Regions from separate parts of the Homo sapiens genome. Here region 2 is linked to region 1. Evidence: read pairs that join two places in POLR2A ChIA-PET (ENCODE). Cell type or tissue: PC-3. All regions are shown on one strand. Links, peaks and the distances in the headings refer to the core of each region. The heading gives the core; the rest is flanking DNA.

Region 1 (12,362 bases), core at 2,130-10,129:
ATAGATCTTTGCTAAACCAACTAAATAACCCTGATTTCTACTCTGGTTGATGAAATCCAGTCTTGTTCCATTATCATTACACCTTGTATATAACATGGGTGACACAAGCCACAGCTCATCAGACCAAGGACAGACATTTACAGGTCTTTGGTTGATTCTTGTCCTTGAAGTCTTCAGGACATGGGGTGCTCCTTGCTATTTCTTACTTGCCACAAGTGGAAATGGTTTCTTAATAATTATTCCAGAAAATTCTCACAATCCCATAAAGGAAGAGTAATACTGATACAATTTCACTCATCTATCACCATTATGTATGCTAAAAAATAAAAGAAAGAAAGTTTTAAACCATGACTGTCACAAACCTCTTTTGTCATTAAAAAAGCACTGTTATGAAAATCAACATTGTATATCATGTTCTTCAGTCCAGTGCTTTGTCACTGAAAGGCAGTTGCCAGCCTGGGCAACACAGCAAGACCCCATCTCTGCAAAAAATATAAAAACTAGGCAGGCTTGGGAGGCTGAGGTTTGAGGATCACTTGAGCCCAGCAAATTGAGGCTCAGTTAGCTATGATTGTGCCTGTGATTGTGACTGGGCGACACACAAGCCTGGGCAACACAGCAAGACCCTGTCCCTGTCTCAAAAAAAGAAAAAAGAAAAGAAAGGCAGTTGCCAAAATATTTACCATAGTGTGGCAATAAAATAATCCAAGTGTTCTCTACCATGGGAGTGAGTTGGTAAGATATCTAATACTGGTAAAGTAGATTCCAGATTGTCCCTAACGAGTGTCCTCCCCCTCCTCACCTCTGTCTCCCCAGTTTTCAGGCAAGTCTGGAGGCCTAGTGGGGTCTAGTTTTATAAGTGACCAAGGAACTCCCAAGGTAGAAAGAACTCATCCTAAGGCACCAAAGAAGCAGACAAGTTGGATTTAAGGACAACAGCAAGTCAGAGGGGAGGGGTGATTCTGAGTCTCACACAGGATCTGTCATTTAGATTTTACTTTAGATTCCTATCTGAGCCCTAGAGTAAGAGAAGATTGAAAAAAAAAGTGAGTAATCCACTAAAAGAGCTTTTGAGCAGATGCAGCATCCTCATGCAGTTTCTGTTGTTTTGGGCACAGCAGGAGGCAGCACCTTTAGCTCACACAACAGGGTCCTTGACATCTGGCACCGCTGTAGGCTTTGTTGGAGACCAGGAGCACTGCTAATACCTTTGTCTTTTTGGTGGAGGCAGCAAAGAGAGGACACATCACACAGCAAGCCCCTGGAAAAGGAGGAGGAAATGGCCGGGCGCAGTGTTTCACACCTGTAATCCCAGCACTTTGGGAGGCCGAGGTAGGCAGATCACCTGAGGTCAGGAGTTCAAGACCAGCCTGGCCAACATGGCAAAACCCCATCTCTACTAAAAAATGCAAAAATTAGCTGGGCGTGGTGGCAGGCTCCTATAATCCCAGCTAGTCGGGAGGCTGAGGCAGGAAGAATTGCTGAACCTGGGAGGTGGAGGTTACAGTAAGCCAAGATCGCGCCACTGCGCTCCAGACAGAGCGAGACTCCATCTCAAAAAACAAACAAACAAACAAAAACCCTGGAGGAAATGATGGATGAGTTGAGAAGCAGAAGGAACAATTCCCCTCAGACAGACACTTCAAAAACCTTGGAATCACCCTGGACCCTCCTTCTCTTGCACCCCATACCCAACTCACCAGTACACCCTGATAGATTTCCTTTAAAACATACTCAGAATCTGACCACTTCTCAATACCCTGCTGTACTGGACCACCCTTGATAAAGGCACCATCATCTCATTGAACTGTTGTAGCAACCTCCTAACTGGTCTCCCTGCTCCCACCCTCACCCCACTCTAGTTTATTCTCGCACAGTAGTCAGAGTGATTCTATTGAAACAGAAGTCAGTCCAAGTCACTCATCTACTCAAAACACTCCAATGGATTTCCATCTCACTCTCAAGGAAAGGCAAATTCACGAATGACCTTCAAGTCACTACAGTGCTCTTCAAGGGCCTACAGAATATTCTTATCCCCTCTCCCCTGCCTACCCTTCTGAACTCTAACCTCTATCCTCTTACCTACTTTTCTCCAGCTACACTGACCTCCTTAATGTTCTTTAAACAGGCCATGTGTGTTACAGCCCAGGGCCTTTGCATTTACTGTTCCATTTTCTAGATCAATTTCCTATTAGATATCCACATGGCTTAGTTGCTCCATTATTTCCTTTCTGTATTTGCCTAAGAATCACCTTCTCTATGAGATTTTTACTGGCTGTCCTATTTAAAACTGCAAAGCCCCCAAAATTCACACTTCCTGTATCCCCCTTCCTGGCTTTATTTTTATCCATAGTATTCATCACCATGTAATCTTATATATAGCATATATATGTGTGTGTGTATGTGTGTGTGTGTATGTATATATATATAATTTTTTTTTATTTGAGACAGTCTCACTCTGTCGCCCAGGCTGGAGTGTAGTGGCGCCATCTCAGCTCACTGCAACCTCTGCCTCCTGGGTTCAAGAAATCCTCATGCCTCAGCTTCTCAACTAGCTGGGATTACAAGCGTGCACCAGCACGCCCAGCTAATGTTTGTATTTTTAGTAGAGATGGAGTTTTTGCCATGTTGGCCAGGCTGGTCTCAAACTGCTGACCTCAGGTGATCCACCCACCTTGGACTCCCAAAGTGCTTGGATTACAGGTGAGAGGCACTGTGCCCGGCTGCATTCTATATATTTTAGCTGTTTGCTTTGTTTTTTCCTTCTTCTCTCCCACTGAAATGAAAGCTGGCAAGAATTTTCTTTTCTGCTTATTGTTATAGCCCTTGTCCCAGAAAAGCCTATAATATGTAATTGAGTGAACAATAATAATAATGCACATTGGGTTCTTATTCTGTGCCAGGCACTCTGCTCACTTATACATTATTTTATTTAATCCTTACAACAACCTTACTAAATGGGTTGGACACATCAGTCCAACCTTTGCCTTGTCTTCCCGTGGTCTTCTTCCCCATGTCTCTCTGTGTCTTCTCTATTGCTAGACAGGGGTAATAGACAAGGTTCACACAGAACAATGCAACTTACTGTAGATATTTCAAGCAGAAATAAATTAACACAAGGGATTGCTAATTTGGCACCCACTGTGGCTGCCTGACCTCCTTCACGCTCTGGAGCTCCACTGACACATCCTCAAGGTAATGTCATTTCCCATTCTTGGAAGAAGAGCTCTGATTTCCCTGACTCTCCCTCTCCAGCTTGGTTTTAGTGACAATCAAGAACAATCCCTGTAAGGGAGCTGTCACTTCTACTCAGACATTTCTCCCAAAGAGTGACAACTTAACTTGGGTTCTTTCCCCTCTTGCTTGTGAATTCTAGGCACAATGGTACATATTTTAAGGGAGGGAGAAAGCAGAAATCCTAGCAGAAACTAAATGGGTTGTGGTAAGGATTAAATAAAATAATGTATAAATGAACAGAGTGCCTGGAGTGTCAGGAGTCCTCAAACCAAACCAATTTCAATGATTCACTAGAAGTACACGCAAGACTCAGGATATAGTCTTACTCAAGGCTAAGATTTATTACAGTAAAGAGTACAAAGTAAAATCAGCAAAGAGAAAAAGCACATGGGGTAAAGTCTGGAGGAAACCAGGTGCAAGCTTCAAAAGTCCTGAGTCAGGTAGGATGTGCTTAATTCCTCCAGCAACTTATTGTGACAACACGTGTGAAATGTTGTCTATCAGGGAAGCTCATTAGGGCCTCAGTGCACAGGGTTTTCACCAGGGGCTGGTCATGTGGGCACTCTCTGTCTAGCATGTACCAAAATGCTAGACATGTACCAAAAAACAGGTGTTCAGCATAAATCGCAGTTTTACAAACAGTCTAGGCACGATAAGCCTCTCTTATCATTTAGGGAATAGTAGGAACCCTCATCAAATCTAAGTTACCAGACACCAGGCAAGGGTCAACCCTGCCATCAGGCCTTTCTGAGAATAGTAGTCTTGGGCCTGCTATGTAAACTTCTCACAGTAGGTACGCTGTTATCCCCACTTTGTAGATGAAGACAAAGGAGGCTTAGAGTAGTCAACTAGTTACTTAGCTGGCAAATGGTGGCACTGAGATGTAAACACAGGTTTATCTGAATCCCAAGCCTGTGCAATAACCTGTGAATTATAATACACTGAAATTTTATTTAAAAAATTTGAGAGTTACTACATTTCAGTCAAATAAGTAGGTATATTCAGAGAAGTGAAGTGCTTTTTCTTTTCTCTTCTCTCTTTTTTTTTTTTTTTTTGTTGTTGTTGAGACAGAATCTCACTCTGTCACCCGGGCTGGAGTGCAGTGGCACAATCGCAGCTCACTGCAACCTCCACCTCTGGGATTCAAGCGATTTTCCTGCCTCAGCCTCCTGAGTAGCTGGGACTACAGGCGCACACCACCATGCCCAACTAATTTTTGTATTTTTAGTAGAGACAGGTTTTCACCATATTGGCCAGGCTGGTCTCGAACTCCTGACCTCATGTTCTGCCCGCCTCAGCCTCCCAAAGTGCTGGGATTACAGGAGTGAGCCAACGTCCCCGGCTTTTTTTCTTTAAATCATTGTTTGAACTTCTTTTTAACTTAAGCTTGGTAAGCCTAGGAAATGCAAATCATATTTAATGAATGCAGGAAACTTTGTCATGAATGAGGAAAGAATAAAGAAACCAGTGTGCTATGGGTATGAATCCTTAGAAAATATCTAAAAATTGGCCGGGTGCAGTGGCTTATGCCTGTAATCCCAGCACTTTGGGAGGCCAAGAAAGGTGGATCACCTGAGGTCAGGAGTTTGAGACCAGCCTGGCCAACATGGTGAAACCCCCGTCTCTACTAAAAATACAAAAAATTTAGCCAGGCGTGGTGGTGGGTGTCTGTAATCCCAGCTACTTGGGAGGCCGAGGCAGGAGAATCACTTGAACCTGGGAGGTGGAGTTTACAGTGAGCCGAGATCACACCATTGCACTCCAGCCTGGTGACAAGAGTGAGATTCCATCTCCAAAAAAAAAAGGAAGAAATATATAAAAATTACAAGAGATCAGGGAGACAGTATTTGTCCCAGATCCTGGAGGTAACAGACAAGGTTCACACAGAACAATGCAACCTACTATAGGTATTTCAAGCAGAAAGAAATCAACACAAGGGATTCCTAATTTGGCACCCACTGTGGCTGCCTGACCTCTCTCATGCTCTGGGGCTCCATTGGCACATCCTCAAGGTAATGTCATTTCCCATTCTTGGAAGAAGAGCTCTGATTTCCCCAACTCTCTCTCCCCAGCTTGGCTTTAGTGACAATCAAGAACAACCCCTACAAGGGAGCTGTCACTTCCACTCAGACATTTCTCCCAGAGAGTGACAACTTGGCTGTGGCTTCTTTCCCCCTCTTGCTTGTGAATTCTAGGCACAATGGTATATATTTTAAGGGAAGGGGAAAAGCAGAAATCCTAGCAGAAATATGAGCTATATTCTCTTCCCCCTGGGTTTCATCTGTTCAGCATTAGTCCAGAATCTGGTAATGAGAATGAAAGAAAGGACAAGATGACCCATGCAGAGTGCAGCAACACCTTCTTGTTCTCAAGTCACAGATGAAAAAAAAAAAAACTGTTCTGACAAGAGATTTGCGTAGACTTGAAAGGTCTTCACTAGATTCACTTCGTGCTGCTATCCCACAGCCCCACTGTATGATGCTTCTCTCATCTTAGTCACCAATGGAGCTTGCAGGAACCAATTTGCCTGGCCCTGAGCTTCTCTTCCTCTTTTTACCTCCAGCCTTTTGTTCGTTTTGCTACTTTTAGGTCCACAACAGCGTAAGTCCCCTAAATTTTCTACATGTCAAATATAAAACTGTAAATGACACAAAATTTAATAAGGAAAAAAGTGAAAAACAGAAGTATAACATTAAAATTTAGTGTTCTCTGCTGGGTGTGGTGGCTCATGCCTATAATCCCAGCACTTTGGGAGGCCGAGGAGGGTGGATCACCTGAGATCAGGAGTTTGAGATCAGCCTGGCCAACATGGTGAAACCCTGTCTCTAAAAAAATACAAAAATTAGCCAGGTGTGGTGGCGCACGCCTGTAATCCCAGCTACTCAGGAGGCCAAGGCAGGAGAATTACTTGAACCTGGGAGGTAGAGGTTGCAGTGAGCCAAGATCGTGCCATTGCACTCCAGCCTGGGTGAAAAGAGTGAAACTCTGTCTCAAAAAAAAAATACATACATACATAAAAATAAAATAAAATTTTGTGTTCTCTGTGGATTTAGTATACTCCTTAAAATATAAAAACTGTATATCAAAGTTAATGAAATATTTGTATAATCACTGTCTCCAAGGGCCATATTGAAGACTGAGCGGGTAACCTTCATCACAATCTCCAAGCCCCTCAAGCTGCCTCCTTTGTCCTCAAGATGGCTAATATATTTTTTTCTTGCTGCAATAAGTTGATTTGCTTCTCCCCAAAAGATATGTCTAAGTCCTAACCCCGATACCTATGAATGTACTCTTATCTGAAGAAAGCGTCCTCATAGATATATTAAGTTATAAATCTCAAGATGAGATCATCCTGGATTTAGAGTGGGCCCTTATAAGAGATAATTCAATGGCGGGTCCTTATAAGAGAGAGCAATGAAGAAGACACATAGAGACACAGGGAAGAAGACCACGTGAAGAAAAGGTGGAGGTTGGACTGGGGCATCTACAAACCAAGGAATTGCAAGCATCGCTGGCAGCCCCCAGAAGCTGGGAGAGAGGCATGGAATTGATTCTTCCTGAGAATCTCCAGAGAGAACCAATCCTGCTGACACCTTAAATTTGGACTCCTGGCTTCTTAGAGTTTGAGAGAATAAAGTTCTGGGTTTTTTTTTTTCTTTTCTTTTCTTTTTTTTTTTGAGACAGAGTCTCACTCTGTCACCGAAGCTGGAGTGCAAAGGTGTGATCTTGGCTCACTGCAACCTCCGCTTCCCGGGTTCAAGTGATTCCCCTGCCTCAGCCTCCCAAGTAGCTGGGATTACAGGTGCATGCCACTACGCTGGGCTAATTTTTTTTTGTATTTTTGTAGAGACAGGGTTTCACCGTGTTGCCCAGGCTAGTCTCAAACTCCTGAGCTCAGGCAATCCACCTGCCTCGGCCTCCTGAAGTGCTAGGATTACAGGCGTGAGCCACCATGCCCGGCCCAAGTTCTGTTGTTTTAAGCCATCTAGTTTGTGATAATTTGTTAAGGAAGCCCTAGTGTAGCAGTGGAAAGGAAACCTAGCATGACTGTCTCCATTTTGCTCCTAACCACTTCCACTTCCCCACCTGCAGTGATATCTTTTAGGTTAACTGCTTTTGCTTATCTCTGCACATAGACCAAGCTAACTATGGGAAGAATTTAGTTTCTTATTTAACTTGAAAGAAGTACAACAGTAGTCCCATTCCAAAATTAACCCCCAAGGAGATAAGAAGAGTATATACACAAGTCACAATGTCGTGTTAAAGATTTATAGGAGCATTGTAACCTGACCAAGGACAAAAAAGCTTCACAAACTCCCCTTGGACTTCCAGTGCTGCCCAGATGTCTGTGGTCATCAGTCACCTCTTGACCTCAAGCCTCTCCCTCTTTTCCCTTTCCCTAACATAAAAAGAGCTTAAAATTCTATTAACTTAAGATGGATCTTTAGGACTCTAGTCCACCATCTTCTTGGTTTGCTGGCTCTCCAAATGGTCACTTTCCTTGCCCCAACACCTGGTCTCTTGATTTGTTGGCTGTCATATAGTGAGTAGCACGAGCTTCGAACTTGGGTACACAGGAAACAAGTACACTTGGTCATCTTTGCTGTTTTTCTATTGTTAGAGCCCACTCTGTACACCAGTTATTACTGCTGCAGTTTCATTATAATAGGGGTTGGCATGCTTTTTTTGTAAAGGGCCAAATAGTGAATATTTAGGCTTTGTGTGCCATGTCTCTGTCACAATTTCCCAGCTCTGCAGTTGTAGTGCAAAAGTAGCCACTGACAATATATAAATGAGTGGGTGTGGCTGTTTCCCAATAAAACTTTATTTACAAAAGCAGGTGGTAGGCCATAGTTTACTGATCCCTTAAAGGAAAAACTCTTTCTTCTACAGTCTCAACACTTCTGACACCATATATGTGAGGGTTTCCCCCATGCCAACCAATTCTCCAACTCTCTTGACACCAACTAGGTGTCCTACAAGTAAATTATGACAGTACTACCTGGAGTTAATGCAAACCTCACAGGTTAAGAGCTCAGTCCCACAAAACTGCCCCCCACTTCAGATGCCAGTCACAAGTCCCAGGTTGTCACTCATACTTTTGACCAATTTGACCTGATCTATAGATCAGGAGTTCCCACACCTCCTTCTTCTGGTTTGATAATTTAGTATAATTTTTCACAGAACTCAGGGACACACTTACTTATGTTTACTAGTTTGTTATAGAGAATACAATAAAGGATACAGATGAACAGCCAGATGAATAGCACAAAGTGGGAGGTTCCAAAGGGTCCCAAGTACAGGAGTTCTATCCCTGCGGATCAAGGGTGTGCCACCCTCCTGGCACATGGATGTGTTCACCAACCTACAAACGCTCTGTATCCCATCTTTTAGGAATTTTTTTGATGGCTTTGTTACCAGAAAGAGACCTCCATTCAGACCCAAAGAGAGGGTTCTTGGACCTTGTACAAGAAAGAATTCAGGGTGAGTCTATAGAGTGAAGGGAAAGGAAGTTTATTAAGAAAGTAAAGGAATTAAAAAATCGCTACAAAAAAGAATAGGCAGAACAGTAGCATGGGCTGCTCAACTGATTATACTTGCAGTTATTTCTTGATTATATGCTAAACAAGCGGTGGATTATTAATGAGTTTTTGGGGAAAGGGGTGGACAATTCCTGGAGCTGAGGGTTCCTCCCATTTTTAAACTATATAGGGTAAAGTCCTGTTGTTGCCATGGCATCTGTAAACTGTCATGGCACTGGTAGGAGTGCCTTTTAGCATGCTAATACATTATAATTAGCATATAGTGAGCAGTGAGGACAATCAGAGGTCACCTTCGTCACCATCTTGGTTTTGGTGGGATTTGGCTGGTGTCTTTACCACAGGCTATTTTATCAGCAAGGTCTTTGTAACCTGTATCTTGACCTCCTATTTCATCCTGTGACTTAGAATGTCTAACCTCCTAGGAATGCAGCCCAGTAAGTCTCAGTCTCATTTTACCCACTCCCTATTCAAGATGGAGTCACTCTGGTTCAAATGCCTCTGACAGCTTCATCACATAGGCCCAATCAATTATTAACTCAGTGTCTAGCCCCTCTCTCCTTCCTGGAGGATGAGGGGTAGGACTGAAAATTCCAAGCTTCTAATAATGGCTTGGTTTTTCTGGTGGCCAGCCCTCATCTTGAAGCTATTCAGGAGCCAACCAAGAGTTGCTTCATTAGAACAACAGATATTACTATTACCTAAGATATGTAAATGGATTTAGGAACTCTATGTCAGGAACCAGGGGCAGAGACCAAATATTAGAACACAAAATGCTCCTAGCACTTCTATTACTTAGGAAATGCAAGGGTTTTAGGAGCTCTGGGCACTAAAACTATGTTACAGCCCTGAATTGTAATGTTTTAGCCTGAGATCTTGGTGGCTCATCTCTTAGCAGTCCTCCTAGAGTCCTCTGTATACCATTGTAACCATAATAGGTTCATTGCCTGATGCACATGGCAAGTCAATATACTGTGACACCAGCAGAGAAAGAGGTTTAATCTCAGGGCCACAGAACAAGGAGGTGAGAAAGAACCTCAAATTCATCTCCCAGAGGAGTTTGGGACTAGGGTTTTTAAGGGTTTTGGAGTGAGCCAAAATCATTATTTGGTCAACGAGTGCAGGGTGAAGTCATGGGACAGGGAGATGAAGAAGCTATATTCTCATGCTGATCCCATTCCTCTGTGGGGGTCTTCAAACTGGCTACTGGAATTCGGGGTCTGAAAAACATCTTAAGCAATCCTTAAATAAAAGCCTTATGATTCTAATGTCAGAGAGCCTGTCTATAGGAATAACAGGGATGAAATCAATTCTTAAACAGTCTTAAGACCCTAATGTCAGAAATCCTACCTATAGAAACAATGGGCATTCAAATGGTCAGTATCTAGTGGTATGGTGACTTTTAGTAACAAGGAAGTGGGCCAGAGTACAGCCTGACTAATGCTTAAGTATAACTATATTTCTGTCCAGAAACTGGTATGCAATTTTTATCAACCCTGTGGGGATGGTTTTACCATTTCTCCCTGAAGCATTAAGAAGTCTTCATGCAAAAGAATTTCTGATGGCTTGTTTTGATTTCCCAAATTCTCTGATATAGATTTGCTTTGAGTTCCTATTTTCACCACTGGTTATCTTAAAATAATCATCTGACCCACTTTATTTCCTATTTCTCAGTTTAAAAAAATTCCAGTCACGAAATATCCTTTTCTTTTTCTTCTTACATCCTACAGACCCATTTTCATAGTGGATTTGTGGAACTAATGATAGACGCATTTGTGACTGGCATTTGATTGCACTGAGCTGTCAGCTGCCGTGGAGTATGCTTCAAAGTGTGCGGGTGGCTTCAAACACTCGGGCAAGCAGCCTTGCAGCTCTACACTGCTGAGTGGAGGAAATGACAAGAAAAGAAAGAAGGAGCTGTTTATTTTATGTAACTTTTATTTTAAGATCAAGAACAATGGGAGTGGGGAGGGGAGAGAGACACAGAGAGAGATGGATTCTTCCAAAACAATAAATGATTATTCAGAGGTAGGGGGAAAAATGCACAATGTAGTAAAAAAGAAAACAAAATTTTGTACCAGTAAACAAAAATCAGTTATTTGGTCTGTATAGGGCAGTGGAGCTTTAAAACACAAGTGTCAATGTGAGAGAAGAAGATTTGTTTGAATTCAGAAAGAAGTATTTGGGGTTGAAATGGAAAGTGAGATAGAACCCTTCACCAAAAATCTGAGACAAATAGATAGGCTCTGATCTACACAGTTCATCCTCTCTTTGACTGTCTAGTTTAGTTCCTATATTAATTTCCTATGGCTGCTATAACAAATTACCACAAACTTGATGCTTTAAGACAATAGAAATTTATTCCTTTATTCTCTCATGGTTCTGGAGTCCAAAAGTCCAAAATAAATATCACTGGGCTGAAATCAAGGTGTCTACAGGGTTGTGCTCCCTTTGGAAGCTATAGGGGAGAATCTTTCCTTGGATCTTCCAGCTTTAGTGGCTGTTGGTGTTTTTTGACTTGGGGCCACATTACTCCAATTTCTGCCTCTAAGGTCACACTACATTCTCCTCTTCTGCCTTCCCCTCTTCTGATTATGTCAAATCTCCCTCTGCCTCCCTCTTGTAAGGGTATATGTGATGGAGAAACTGCCTTCATAAAATTAATAAAAAGCCACAAATTAAAATTATGGTAGGGCCCCGAATTTTGTTAAGATATTTTTCTTTCTCTCTGACATTTTCCTCCTTCATACATTATTGCTTGCACATAAACATTTCAATAAACAATAGTCACTAATAATTGATTATCTTCCTATCCTAGCCCCCAGCCAGGACGTCTGCAATATTAATGAACTTGTTTTTCACTTAAAGAACAATGATCCTTAGCTCATGCAGACCACCTCAATGACTTCCAAAAGCTGAATTGGCTGAGGGGTTGAGCAGCTTTGACCACTGGGTATCTCATCTCCTGAAAACCTTTCTGCTAAGGTATAGGGATAGTTAAATGATATCCCACCATTGTTTCCTAGCTTGATTTTCTATAGTAACTGGCAGTCACAAACGCTATTGTGAAACCTAAGACTGGTCTTCAAGATATTTTTCAGACTTTGCATACAAGTGGACCAACTGATACCAACTGGACCAGTTGCCCTTGACCCCAACCAAGGAAGTGATTTGATTGGTCCTGTTACTCCCCTGCCTTCCTGAACTGACTCAATGCATGAAGACAGTTTCAATTTCATCCCCAGCACATCAGCAGCACCCATTCCCTAGCCCCCTGCCTGCCAATCCATCCTTAAAAATTCTAGCCTCTGAATTCTTGAGGAGATGGCTTTGAGAAATATCTTCCATCCTCCTTGCTCAGTTGTCTTGTGATAATTAAACTCTTTCTTTACTACAACACCTGCTGTCTCAGTGTTTGGCTTTATCTGTGCAGTGGACAAGAACCCTGTCAGGTAGTAACAATGGCCGGGAAGGCCCACCCAGTTAAAGGCTAAAGACTTTTTTTTTTCCTTTGGCCATATAAGGTAACATTCCCAGGTTATAGGGATTAGGATGTGCCTATCTTTTAGAGGACCATTTTTTCAT
Region 2 (12,362 bases), core at 2,351-10,350, 120 kb after region 1:
TCCTAGGGGTCTCATACAAGCCCATGGCTTTAAATGCTATTTATATACTAATGACTTAGCCCTCCCATGAGTTGTATAGTCAGTCACTCTGCAACATGGCATTGCCAATATATCTACAAATGAGCTCAATATTCCTTGCCCCACCACCTCAACCCATTCATTCTCCAGCCCTATGCAGCTCTGTCAGTGGCAATGCCAGCCTTTTAGTGGCTCAGGACAAATCTCTGAAGTCATCTTGGATTCCTCTACTTCTCTCACATCCTACATGCATTCCTTTAAGTCCTTTTGGCTCCATCGAAAAAAATGTGTCTGGAGCCTGACCACTTGTCCCCACCTCCACAACACCTCCACACCCAAGCCACCAGTGTCTCTGTCCTAGATTATTTCAGTAGCCTCCGAATGAGCCTGTCAGTCTTCACTCTTACCCCCACAGGCTATTTTTCACACAGCAGCTGAAATAATCCTTATAAAGTATAAACCAGATCATATTACTTTTCTGCTTGGAGCCCTCCAGTGACACATCATCTCAGAATCAATCCAACTGCTTGGCTATGGCTGACAATGGGCATCACTTCCTTTCACTCTCTGAGACCTCTGGCACCTTGCATTGTCTGGATGGGCTTGGTACTTGTATTACCAGAAAGAGGTCCTGATCTAGACCCCAAGAGAGGGCTGTTGGATCTCATGCAAGAAAGAATTCAGGGCAAGTCCATAAAGTGAAAGCAAGTTTATTAAGAAAGTAAAGAAATAAAAGAATGGCTATTCCATAGGCAGAGCAGTGGCCTGGACTGCTCAACTGAGCATACTTATAGTTATTTCTTGATTATATGCTACACAAGGGGTGGATTAATCATGAATTTTCTGGGAAAGGGGTGGGCAATTCCTGGAACTGAGGGTTCCTCTCCCTTTTAGACCATAGGGTTAACTTCTTGACGTTGCCATGGCATTTGTAAACTGTCGTGGTGCTGGTGAGAATATCTTTCAGCATGCTAATGCCTTATAATTAGAGTATAGTAAGCAGTGAGGATGACCAGAAGTCACTTTCATCACCATCTTGGTTATGGTGGGTTTTAGCCAGCTTCTTTACCACATCCTGTTTTATCAGCAAGGTCTTTATGACTTGCACCTTGTGGCCAACCTCCTATCTCATCCCATAACTAAGAAAGCCTGACCTCCTGAGAATGCAGCCCAGTAGGTCTCAGCCTTATTTTACCCAGCCACTTTTCAAGATGGAGTCTGTTTGGTTTAAATGCCTCTGACGCTTGTCGTTCCCTGTGCTGGAATGTTCTTACTCAGATACCCACGCAGCTGCCTTCAAGTCTCTGTTTAAATCGTATTTCATGAGAAAAGCCTTTCACTTCCTTTTAGACAAAAAAGCGCCACTGCAGGGAGGAATGCCAGGGTCCCATAGAGGGAGACCGACAGTGAAGTGGAGCCTGCCATGAATTCACCAAAGGCCATTCTCCCTTTCTTCCAGAAGAACAGCATTTAGCTGGGCCTATGGCTACCTACCTAAAGACTGCACCTCTTAGTCACCCTTGTGGCCAGGTGTGGCCACGTGACAGTGGAATGTAAGTGGAAGTGATGTATGCACTTGGGTTCATTGGTTTAAAAAAAAATATGACCGCCCTCCATTTCCACTCTTTGTCTTATCTGTGAATGGGAACATGGCTGTGTCTGCAGCCCGACTTTGTGCAGCAAAGGACAAGGCCCTAGGGGAAGGTGGAGAAACAAGATGGAACAACTTGGACCCAACAACTTGGATCCCTATGTGGCCATGTGGAGTCATCTCACCCACCTGGGCCACTCACCCCGAAGACTGTTGTGTGAGGGTGAAATAAACTTCTGTATCACTAGCCCCTGCATTTCAGAAATTCTTTGTTATGGCAGTTTTGCCTTTATCCTAACACAGACAGCAAAGTATCTTCTGTGGCCCCATGACTAATTTCGTTGTTTAAACTCATTATAAAAACTATATAAATAAAATATTAAAAATCAAATAAAATAGCAAGATAACACTGTGTAACTATCCAGTTTTAGATGTTATTACCTTTTTGGCATATTTACCTCATCTATTTTCTCCAGGGGTTTTTAAAGAAGAGTCATGCTTGTTATTTTAAATTATCTGCAGTGCTCCTTGGTCTTATAAAACTATGGGTTATTTCAAACTTCGGTAAATGTCTGATACACATGAACTTCTTGCATTGTTGAGGAAATCAGAGAAAAATGATGCTGTTTTTCCCTTGTAAGTTGACAATGGATGGAGATGAAACCACCTTTGCAAAATTATGGCAATAAGAGAAATTGGACATGGCAGACTCCATCTTGCTTTTAGCCTCACAGGTTGGCTGTCTTGGCTCATTCCTGGGCATAAGCCAAGCTAACTTTGGCAGAAATTGAGTTTATAGTGTAAACGATAATAGCCTTTCCCCAAAACTAAACTACCCTTGTAAAATTAATGAAAGGCCACCAAGTTAGGAGGATGAGAAGGGCCTGAATGCCTGAATTCAGCCATTATTCTGGAAGTCACAAGATGTGCAACCTCCCCAGTTACTCCTGTAAATAACTTCAGTATTGTAGAACCTAAGATTGGCCTTTTGACAGCCTTTTGCATTTCTGACAACTAGATGGCCCCACGCAGACCCGTGACTCAACCAGTCCTATAGCCTTCATCCAAAAATGGACTCAGTGCATGAGGACTGTTTTCCACACCCTTATGATTGCATCCCAAACCAATCAGCAGCACCCATACCCTATCCCCTGCACACCAAACTATCTTTGAGAAACTCCTAACCTCTGATTCTTTGGTGAGATTGATTTAAGTAATAACTCTGTCTCCCACATGGCGTGGCTGGCGTCGTGTCAATTAAACTCTTTCTTTACTGCAATGCCATGGTCTCTATGAATTGATTTTGTTTTGCAGTGGGCAGGAAGAACCTGTTGGACAGTAACAGAGAGAAGAGAAGAACCATAAGAAGTGGAATGTGAGGTGGATTGAGAGTTTAGTGGGACCAGGAAATCTAAGCAGGAGTGACCCCAGCAACAGAGGCACCTTAGGGTTTGCAGAAATCATGGGAAAGGCACTGAACTTTCCACAGTATGTAGGATAAGGACTTGAGTCTTTTTTTTTTTTTTTTTTTGAGACATTGAGACAAGGTCTCTTTGTCACTCAGGCTGGAGTGCAGTGGCATAATCATGGTTCACTGCAGCCTCGACTTCCTGTGCTCAAGTGATCTTCCTGCTTCAGCCTCCCAAGTAGCTGGGACGACAGGCAGGTACTACTATTCCCGGCTGGGTTTTTTTGTTTTTTGTTTTTTTTTTGTTTTTGAGACGGAGTCTTGCTCTTTTGCCCAGGCTGCAGTACAGTGGCATGATCTTGGCTCACTTCAACCTCTGCCTCTTGGGTTCAAGCGATTCTCCTGCCTCAGCCCCCCAAGTAGCTGGGATTACATGCACCTGCCACCACGCCTGGCTAAATTTTTGTATTTTTAGTAGAGAAGGTGTTTTGCCATGTTGGCCAGGCTGGTCTCAAACTCCTGACCTCAAGTGATCCACCTGCCTTAGCCTCCCAAAGTGCTGGGATTACAAGGGTGAACCACCACACCCAGCCCATGCCCAGCTAATCAAAAACAAATTTTTTTTTGGTAGAGATGGAGTCTAACTATGTTGCCAAGGCTGGTCTCAAATTCTTGGGCTCAAATGATCCTCCTGCCTCAGTCTTCCAAAGTGCTGAGATTACAAGCATGAGCCACCACACCTGGCTGCCATTTTTATTTTAACATTAAATGTATACATATACTACCCAAGGCTGGAAGACATAGGGACACCAAGATGACAGTTAGTGTGTGCTTTGTATATGTAGGTATGCCTCAGAGATATTATGGGTTTGGGTCCAGACTACTGCAATAAAGCAGATATCACAATAACGTGAGTCACAAGAATATTTTTGTTTCCTTGTGCACATAAAATTGTGTTATTCTACACTGTAGTCTATTAAGTGTGCAATAGCATTATGTCTTAAGAAAGCAATGTATATACCTTAATTTAAAAAATGGTTTATTGCTGAAAAATTTTCATGATCATCTGAGCCTTCAATGACTTCCGTAATCTTTTTGTGGGTAGAGTCTTGCCTTGATGTTGATGGTTGCTGACTAATCAGGGTGGTGGTTGCCAAAGGATGGGGTAGGTGTGGCAATTCTTAAAATAAGGCAGCAATGAAGTTCTCTGCATCAATTGACTCTCCCTTTTATGAAAGATCTCTCCATAGAATGGAATGCTGTTTGATAGCATTTTATCCACCATAGAAGTTCTTTCAAAATTGGAGACAATCCTCTCAAACCTGCTACTGCTTTCTGCTTTATCAACTAAGTTGATGTTATCTTCTAAATCTTCTGTTGTCATTTCAACATTGTACATGGCATCGTCACCAGGACTAGATACCCTCTCCAGAAAGCACTTTCTTTGCTCATCCATAAGAAGCAACTCCTTGTCCATTCAGGTTTTACCTTGAGATGGCAGCATTCAGTCACATCTTCAGACTCTACTTTTGATTCTAATTTTATTGCTATTTCCACCTCATCTGCTGTGACTTTCTCCAGTGAAGTCTTGAACCTCTGCAAGTCATCCATGAGGGTTGGAACCAACTTATTCCAAACTCCTGCTCATGTTGGTATTTTGACCTCTTCCCATGAATCACAAATATTCTTAGTGGCAACCAGAATGGTAAATTCTTTCCAGAATGTTTTCAATATACATTGCCCAGATTCATCAGAGGAATCCTTACGTGTGGCAGTTATAGCCTTAAGAAACGTTTTTCTTAAGAATAAGTCTTTAAAGTTGAAACTACTCCTTGATCCATGTGCTACAGAATGGATATTATGTTAGCAAGCATGAAACAACATTAATCTCTTAGTACATCTCCATCAGAACTCTTGGGTGATCAGAGGCATTGTTAATGAGCAGAAATATTTTGAAAGAAACCTTTTTTTCTGAGCAATAGGTCTTAAAGGGTGGGCTTGACCAGGCATGGTGGCTCATACTTGTAACCCAATTATTTCAGGAGGCTGAGGCGAGAGGATCACTTGAGCTCGGGAGTTCAAGATCAGCCTGGACAACATAGGGAGACCCCATCTCTACAAAAAACTAAAAAGTAATAAAAATTTTTTAAATTAAAAAAAGAGTGGGCTTAAAATATTCAGTAAAAGATGCTATAAACAGATGTGCTGTCACGCAGGCTCTGTTGTTTCATTTAGAGCACACAGGTAGAGTAGATTTAGCATCATTCTGAAGGACCCTAGGATTTTTTGAATGTTCAATGAGCATTGGCTTCAACTTCAAATCCCCAGCAGCATTATCCCCTAACAAGAGAGCCCATCCTTTAAAACCTGGAAACCAGGCATTAACTTCTCTCCAGCTATGGAAGTTCTAGGTGGCATGTTCTTCCAATAGAAGGCTGTTTCATCAGCATTGAAAACCTGTTGTTTAAAGCAGCCACCTTCATCAATGATCTTAGCTAGATCTTTTGGATAACTTGCTGCAGCTTCTGCTTTTGGAGAAAGTGCTTCACCTTGCACTTTGATGTTATAGAGATGGCTTCTTTCCTTAAACCTCATGAACCAACCTTTGCTGGCTTCAAACCTTTCTTCTGCAGCTTCCTCACCTCTCCCAGCCTTCATGGAATGGAAGAGAGTTAGGGCCTTGCTCTGAATTAGGCTTTGGCTTAAGGGAGTGTTGTGGCAGGTTTGAAATTTTATCCTACCACTAAAACTTTCTCCATATCAGCAAGAAGGCTGTTTTGCTTTCTTATCATTTGTGTGTTCACTGGAGTAGCACTTTTAATTTCCTTCCAGAACTTTTTCTTTGCATTCACAACTTCACCGACCCGTGCAAGAGGCCTAGCTTTTGGCCTATCTCAGCTTTAGACATGCCTTCCTCACTAAGCTTAATCATTTCCACCTTTTGTTTAAAGTGAAAGACAAGTAACTATTCCTTTCAGTTGAAAACTTGGAGGCCTTTGTAGGGTCATTAATTGACCTAACTTCAACACTGCTGTGTCTCAGAATAGGAGACCCAAGATCAGGGAGAGAGACAGGGAAACAGCCAGTCGGCAGAACAGTCAGAACACATATGACATTTATAAATTAAGTTCACTATCTTCTACGGGCATGGATCATGGCACCCCAAAACAATTACAATAGTTACATCAAAAATCATTGATCAAAGTCTGGACATAGTGGCTCATACCTGTAATCCCAGCACTTTGGGAGGCTGAGGCAAGAGGATTACCTAAGCCCAGGAGTTCAAGATCAGCCTGGGCAATAAGGTGAGACCCCATCTCTACAAAAACAGCTAAAAAATTAGCCGGGCATGTTGATGTGCACCTGTGGTCCTAGCTATTCGGGAGGCTGAGGGGAGGCTCTCCTGAGCCCAGGAAGTCAAGGCTGCAATGAGCTGTGTTCATGTCACTACACTCCAGCCTGGATGACAGAGTAAGACCTTGTCTCAAAAATAAATAAATAAATAAATACATAAATAAATAACTGATCACAGATCTCCATGTATATATAATAATAATGAAAAAGTTAAAAATACTGTGCGAATCACCAAAATGTGACACAGAGACACGAAGTGAGCACGTGCTGTTGAAAATGGAACTGGTAGGCTTGCTTAACACAGAGCTACCACAAACTTTCCTTGTTTTTGTTTTTTGTTTTTTGTTTTTTTGAGATGGAGTTTTGCTCTTGTTGCCCAGGCTGGAGTGCAATTGCACAATCTCAGCTCACCACAACCTCCACCTCCCGGGTTCAATCAGTTCTCCTACCTCACCCTCCTGAGTAGCTGAGATTACAGGTATGCACCACCAAGCCCAGCTAATTTTGTATTTTTAGTAGAGACGGAGTTTCTCCATGCTAGGCAGGCTGGTCTTGAACTCCCGACCTCAGGTGATCCACCCGCCTTGGCCTCCCAAACTGCTGGGATTACAGGCGTGAGCCACCGTGCCCAGCCAAACCTTCCATGTTTTAAAAATGCAGTATCTGAGAAGTGCAATAAAGTGAAAAACAGTAAAACAAGGTATGCCTGTGTGTGAATGAAGAAATGGATAAAAGAATGAACCTAGACTGTACTACCAGGTACAATACCAACTCTGGTATTTAAACCATAGGGGAGCATCCCAAACCATGCCAGATAAATGAGTCATGCTCTATCAACAACAGTAAGAGTCTTTAGACTTGCTCCAGAATTGTAAGTCTACAGTGGCACTCCCTCACTTGGGCCTGTGCTGATCCTTCCTTTGGCTTTGTCTTTGCAGTTACTGACTCTCAGGCTCTGTGTCCACCTCTTTCACAGCTATGAATGGGGAAACTATCCAAGGCTGATTCTCCACTTGCTTGTGAGGTGTTCAATTTGCTTTATTTGACCATTTTTTTCTCCTAGTAAGAAGCAAGAAAATCCACCATAAGCTCTGAGGAACAATCACACCAGACTGAGCATTTTTATTTCTTGAGCCTTTGCCTAAGAAAGAGTGTGGATCATACTTTCTAATACAGTCAGGATGGAATATCAAAATGTGAGTATATCATGTCCAAGCAGCAGGTGGGGGCCCCATAAGAGAGGTGCTGGTTTAAAAGTCTTTCCCTCATGATTTTCAGATTTTCCTAATTGGGGCTACAAGTTCATATTCAGATGTTGTGTTTCTTCTGATTTTGGAATCTGTAAACCTTCCCCCTCTCCCTACGGAAGCCCTAGTTTTTGCAACAGCTCTCCATCTGCACATGCATCTCATTGTGGGGTGCAAAGGGCTGGTGGCGAGATTTTCCAGTGTGCCTGGCTAACCTGTCATAACTAAAATTTATGGAGCAAAATAGAAATGTAGGTGGTTGCTGTGTTGTCACAATGACCGTGAATTGAGTTTGGGGACTGTATGAAAATAGAGGAATATTCTTGGTTTGATGGAAATGTATAGTGTATTTTCCGGCAATTTCTCAAATTCAGTTATTCAAATCTCACATCTATTTAAGCCGGTCTATGGATCCTGTGTAGGGGATCAAATTACACAGATTGAATTCTTGACAAAATTTCTGGAAACAGGACCCTTTCAGGTTTATCAAATTCTACGTGGGTCTGTGTCTTTCATTGTCCTTGACTATTTTGCAAATCTGTAGAAATTGAAGTTAAGTGGTGGAAGGTTGGTGGTGATGTACATGATTCCTGTTCTTAGAAATAAGAATGACTTTTGTCCAATGAAGGTGTATTGATTTCCACTCTATGGAAGAGGCTAGTTTTGCATCTATAGGCAAAATTAATTCAATATTTCTGATTGCCTATATATGTGTTTTGTCCTTGAATTCTCCTTTCAACCAATTTTTACTTCTTACTGGTTTCCTTATTAAATAATAAGTGAAATAGACTGGGCGCGGTGGCTCACGCCTGTAATCCCAGCACTTTGGGAGGCCGAGGCAGGCAGATCACGAGGTCAGGAGATCGAGACCATCCTGGCTAACATGGTGAAACCCCGTCTCTACTAAAAATAGAAAAAATTAGCTGGGCGTGGTGGTGGGCACCTGTAGTCCCAGCTACTTGGGAGGCTGAGGCAAGAGAATGGCGTGAACCCGGGAGGGAGAACTTGCTGTGAGCCGAGATTGTGCCACTGCACTCCAGCCTGGGCGACAGAACGAGACTCCGTCTCAAAAAAAATAAATAAGTAAAAATAAATAAATAATAAGTGAAACAAGATTTTTGGCATTGTGTAATTGCATGGGTTTTTTAAAAATTACTCTTCAACATCCTGATTCTCCAGCAACTTATTCATTCCCAGAAGTGAGGGTGGCATTGAATGAGAGAAGAATCCTGTGTTTCTGACTCATCATTTACCCAGAAGAGAGTGAGCTGACAGAGCTATGTGAAAGGACAAGATAATGTTTACCCTTATTCCTGGACACCGAGGCTCTAAATTCGAATTTCTTTCAGTATACAGTTATAACATTACGTTTGCACAGCCACATGTGAAGATGTTGTGGTGCTCCTTTTTTTAATCTTACATTTTTAACTAATTTACTTACATAACCAAAAATGAGAAGAACAGGGAAGAATCCTGGTCTTAGAGAAGCAAGATGGAAAATTAAACGCGAGGGGATCTCTCTGTCTCTCCCTCTACCACTTATTTCTTAACCTGTTTGCACGTTAATTTCCTTCTCCCAGACTGGCTTCTCCACAAGCTGTAGACCTGCTGCTAGCATCTCAACATCTCTTAACTTATATCCTCTGTGGAAAAAACCAAGAACACCATTAGCATAAGCCTTTCAGTAATGCCGGCGTGAAAAGGAGCGTTCTAACTTGGGAAGGAGGGTGGAATTTTTTATAGGGCTTCAGCAGGCAGGGTCAGCTCAAGTTCACTTTGTTTTAAGAACAAAGATGGTTCCTAGAAAAGGAAGGAATTTTCTTTAGCAATTAGCGGTCACTGTTTGGACAACTTGGATTTTACCAAGAGGAGTGGGAGGAACAGTCCGGTCATGTGTGAGCGGCGGGGGTGGGGAGGAACAGCTACAGTGGACAAGGACATGGAGGCCTACAGTGGAAAATTTTCATTTCTTCAGAGTCTCTTACATCTTACAGTCTCAGGACCTTTGAGAGCCTTCTCCCCACTTCAGTCAATCTGACTTGCTTATCCCTGGACCACTCACTGTGGTCAAGGAGGCAGAGTCAAAGAAGAGACTGTTTCTGGTCAGACCTGAAAGCTAGAACAGGGGGAGGAGCCACTCTTTAAAAAGAGGGAGCAGCGGGCTGGGCGCGGTGGCTCACGCCTGTAATCCCAGCACTTTGGGAGGCCGAGGCGGGAGGATCACAAGGTCAGGAGATCGAGACCATTCTGGCTAACACGGTGAAACCCCGTCTCTACTAAAAATACAAAAAATTCTCCGGGCGTGGTGGCAGGCCCTGTAGTCCCAGCTACTCCGGAGGCTGAGGCAGGAGAATGGTGTGAACCCGGGAGGCGGAGCTTGCAGTGAGCCGAGATCGCGCCACTGCACTCCAGCCTGGGCGACAGAGTGAGACTCAGTCTCAAAAAAAAAAAAAAAGGGAGCAGCCCAGACTTGGCTGATGAGGGCATCGCAGTAACAGGGCAGCCCTCGCCTTCCTCCCCATTTGTGTCTACGAAACCCTTCTTTTCCTCCTTCCAGGTGAAAGGCTCAGTGCTGCCTGTCGGGAGCACTGCTTCGAGGAGACCGATCCAGAGAACTTTCAGCCTAGGGAGTACGGCGCGCAAACCCAGCTGAGGTGAAAGTCTCATTGGGGAGCAGCTCCCAGCACAAACTGCTGAAAGGCTGGCCGCAGCCCTGCTGCCCAGATTTCTTCTTCAGCACTCTCTAACTCCCTAGAGCTTTTAAAATGTCCCCTGTGGTCACTCTGTATACCAGGGAAGACAAACGGGTTTGGCTTCATGCCTGCATTGGCAGTGCTGGGTGCCTCTTCATCCTTCTCTCTCTCCTCTTTTTGGCAGAAAAACCCTTTTCAAATATCCAAGCCCCTTCTTCTCTATAAAAAATAAGACAGATGTGAGCTATGAACATCGTTACTGGTGAAAAAATTAAGATTTAGGAAAGGAAATATCTGTCCTCATCATTTTGCCAGAAGAGCAGAGTAGTTACAGTCATGGACTTTAACTCAAAATCCACAGAATTTGAGTCCTGGCTTCCCACTTACTGATTCCGTGACCTTGGGCAAATACTTAACCTCAGTAAGCCCCAGCTTCTTATTTAGGAAATGGGGAATAACATGTACCTCAAAATTTAGGGGAATAATGCATGTAAAGAATATGCCATTGTGTCTGACATATATTAAAATCCAAAATTACAGTAATTTTTGTGATTATAAAAATGATGGTGATAACATGAAAGTAACTAATTAAATAAAATTATGTATATTAAAAATATAAAAATATGATTTTACCACCATCACCACTCCCAATATTAGCATTTTTAAAATAGAATTTTACAATTAAGACCTCAGATGATCTCACGTGGTGGTCAAGCTGTCACTTCTCTAAAGTGGCCTCAATTGCTCCAGGGCCAGAAAGTAGGAAAATTGGAACACAGGAGCGCTGGGCATGACGTCTCATGCCTGTGATCCCAGCAATTTGGGAGGCTGAGGTGGGCAGATCACTTGAGGTCAGGAGTTCAAGACCAGCCTGGCTAACACGGTGAAACCCTGTCTCTACTAAAAATACAAAAATTAGCCAGGGCGTGGTGGCAGGTGCCTGTAATCCCAGCTACTTGGGAGGCTGAAGAAGGAGAATTGCTTGAACCTGGGAGGCAGAGGTTGCAGTGAGCTGAGATGGCACCACTGCACTCCAGCCTGGGCAACAGAGTGAGACTCTGTCAAAAAGAAAGATGAAAGAAAGAAGAAAGAAAAGAAAAGAAAGAAAGAAAGAAGAAGGAAAGAACAGAAAGAAAGAAAGAAAAAGAAAAGAAAGAAAGAAAAAGAAAGAAAGAAAAAAGAAAGAAAGAAAGAAAGAAAGAAAGAAAGAAAGAAAGAAAGAAAGAAAGAAAGAAAGAAAGGGAGGGAGGGAGGGAGGGAGGGAGGGAGGGAAGGAGGGAGGGAGGAAGGAAGGAAGGAAGAAAGAGAGAAAAAAAGAAACACAGGAAACCTCTGCCCTGAAGAATGGGGTACGTAGACCAGGGACCAGGTCCCCTCATTTCAGTGTTACCTCCAGGCTCTGTGTGTGTGTGTGTGTGTGTGTGTGTGTGTGTGTGTGTGTGTGTGTGAAGGCAGGGGTGGGGTGAGCATGTGTGCACGTGGGGATGTGTATGTGTGTGCATCCATGTGCATCTTTGTGCCTGGATCTGTGTATGTTCATGGGATGTGATGATTAAACAGTATGTGACATCAGAAATTATCAACATTGACACTGATTACAGATGCTGGAAAATTAGCAATGTAGAAAGGGGAAATGAAATTTGGCTTAGCTGTGAAAAAGTAATACTAATTACAGTCATTTACATGAGCCCCTCACCATTTATGCTTAATTACCATGCAGCACAATCATAATCATGTGTATCATTAAATACGTGCCCAGTTAACTTTCATGTACGTTGTCTTGATTAGAATGATGGGCTCTGCTCTACTTAGACGTTCTGCTCAGACTTTATAGTACGTGGAGTGTGCAGCTTGGACACTCATTCACGGAGACATTGCTTAAAGTCCCTGCTACTTCAGGGGCTATCAAGAGGGACCTGACTCCCCAGATTCCAGAACTGCTTGCCAGGCTGTATTGACAGGTACTGTAGTTTGAGAAAGCCCTCTCAACCGCATCCCAATGCAGGGAAGAAGAAAGTATTGGACTCTCTCCCTTTTCTTCCTCTCCCATC

The links. ChIA-PET counts read pairs that join two places held together with the same protein. Peaks named below come from ENCODE experiments on the same cell type or tissue, not always from the same donor. Only the 100,000 strongest peaks of a DNase experiment are listed, where the experiment ranks them.
Region 2: POLR2A ChIA-PET joins it to region 1 with 13 read pairs; 2 of 35 experiments call an interaction of 5 or more read pairs at or near these places.

What each region holds. Positions count from the first base shown.
Region 1 is chr12:76,186,869-76,199,230 of GRCh38, forward strand. No RefSeq gene overlaps it. Among named protein-coding and RNA genes, the nearest start is that of LNCOG, 67 kb to the right of the region's middle. In PC-3, for the core only: no CTCF peak of the experiment used is centred there; no DNase peak of the experiment used is centred there.
Region 2 is chr12:76,303,106-76,315,467 of GRCh38, forward strand. It overlaps LNCOG (lncRNA osteogenesis associated), which reads left to right. Exons shown (of 4, transcript NR_146531.1): 4 at 1,369-2,864. Among named protein-coding and RNA genes, the nearest start is that of BBS10, 39 kb to the right of the region's middle. In PC-3, for the core only: no CTCF peak of the experiment used is centred there; a DNase peak (open chromatin) is centred at 7,196.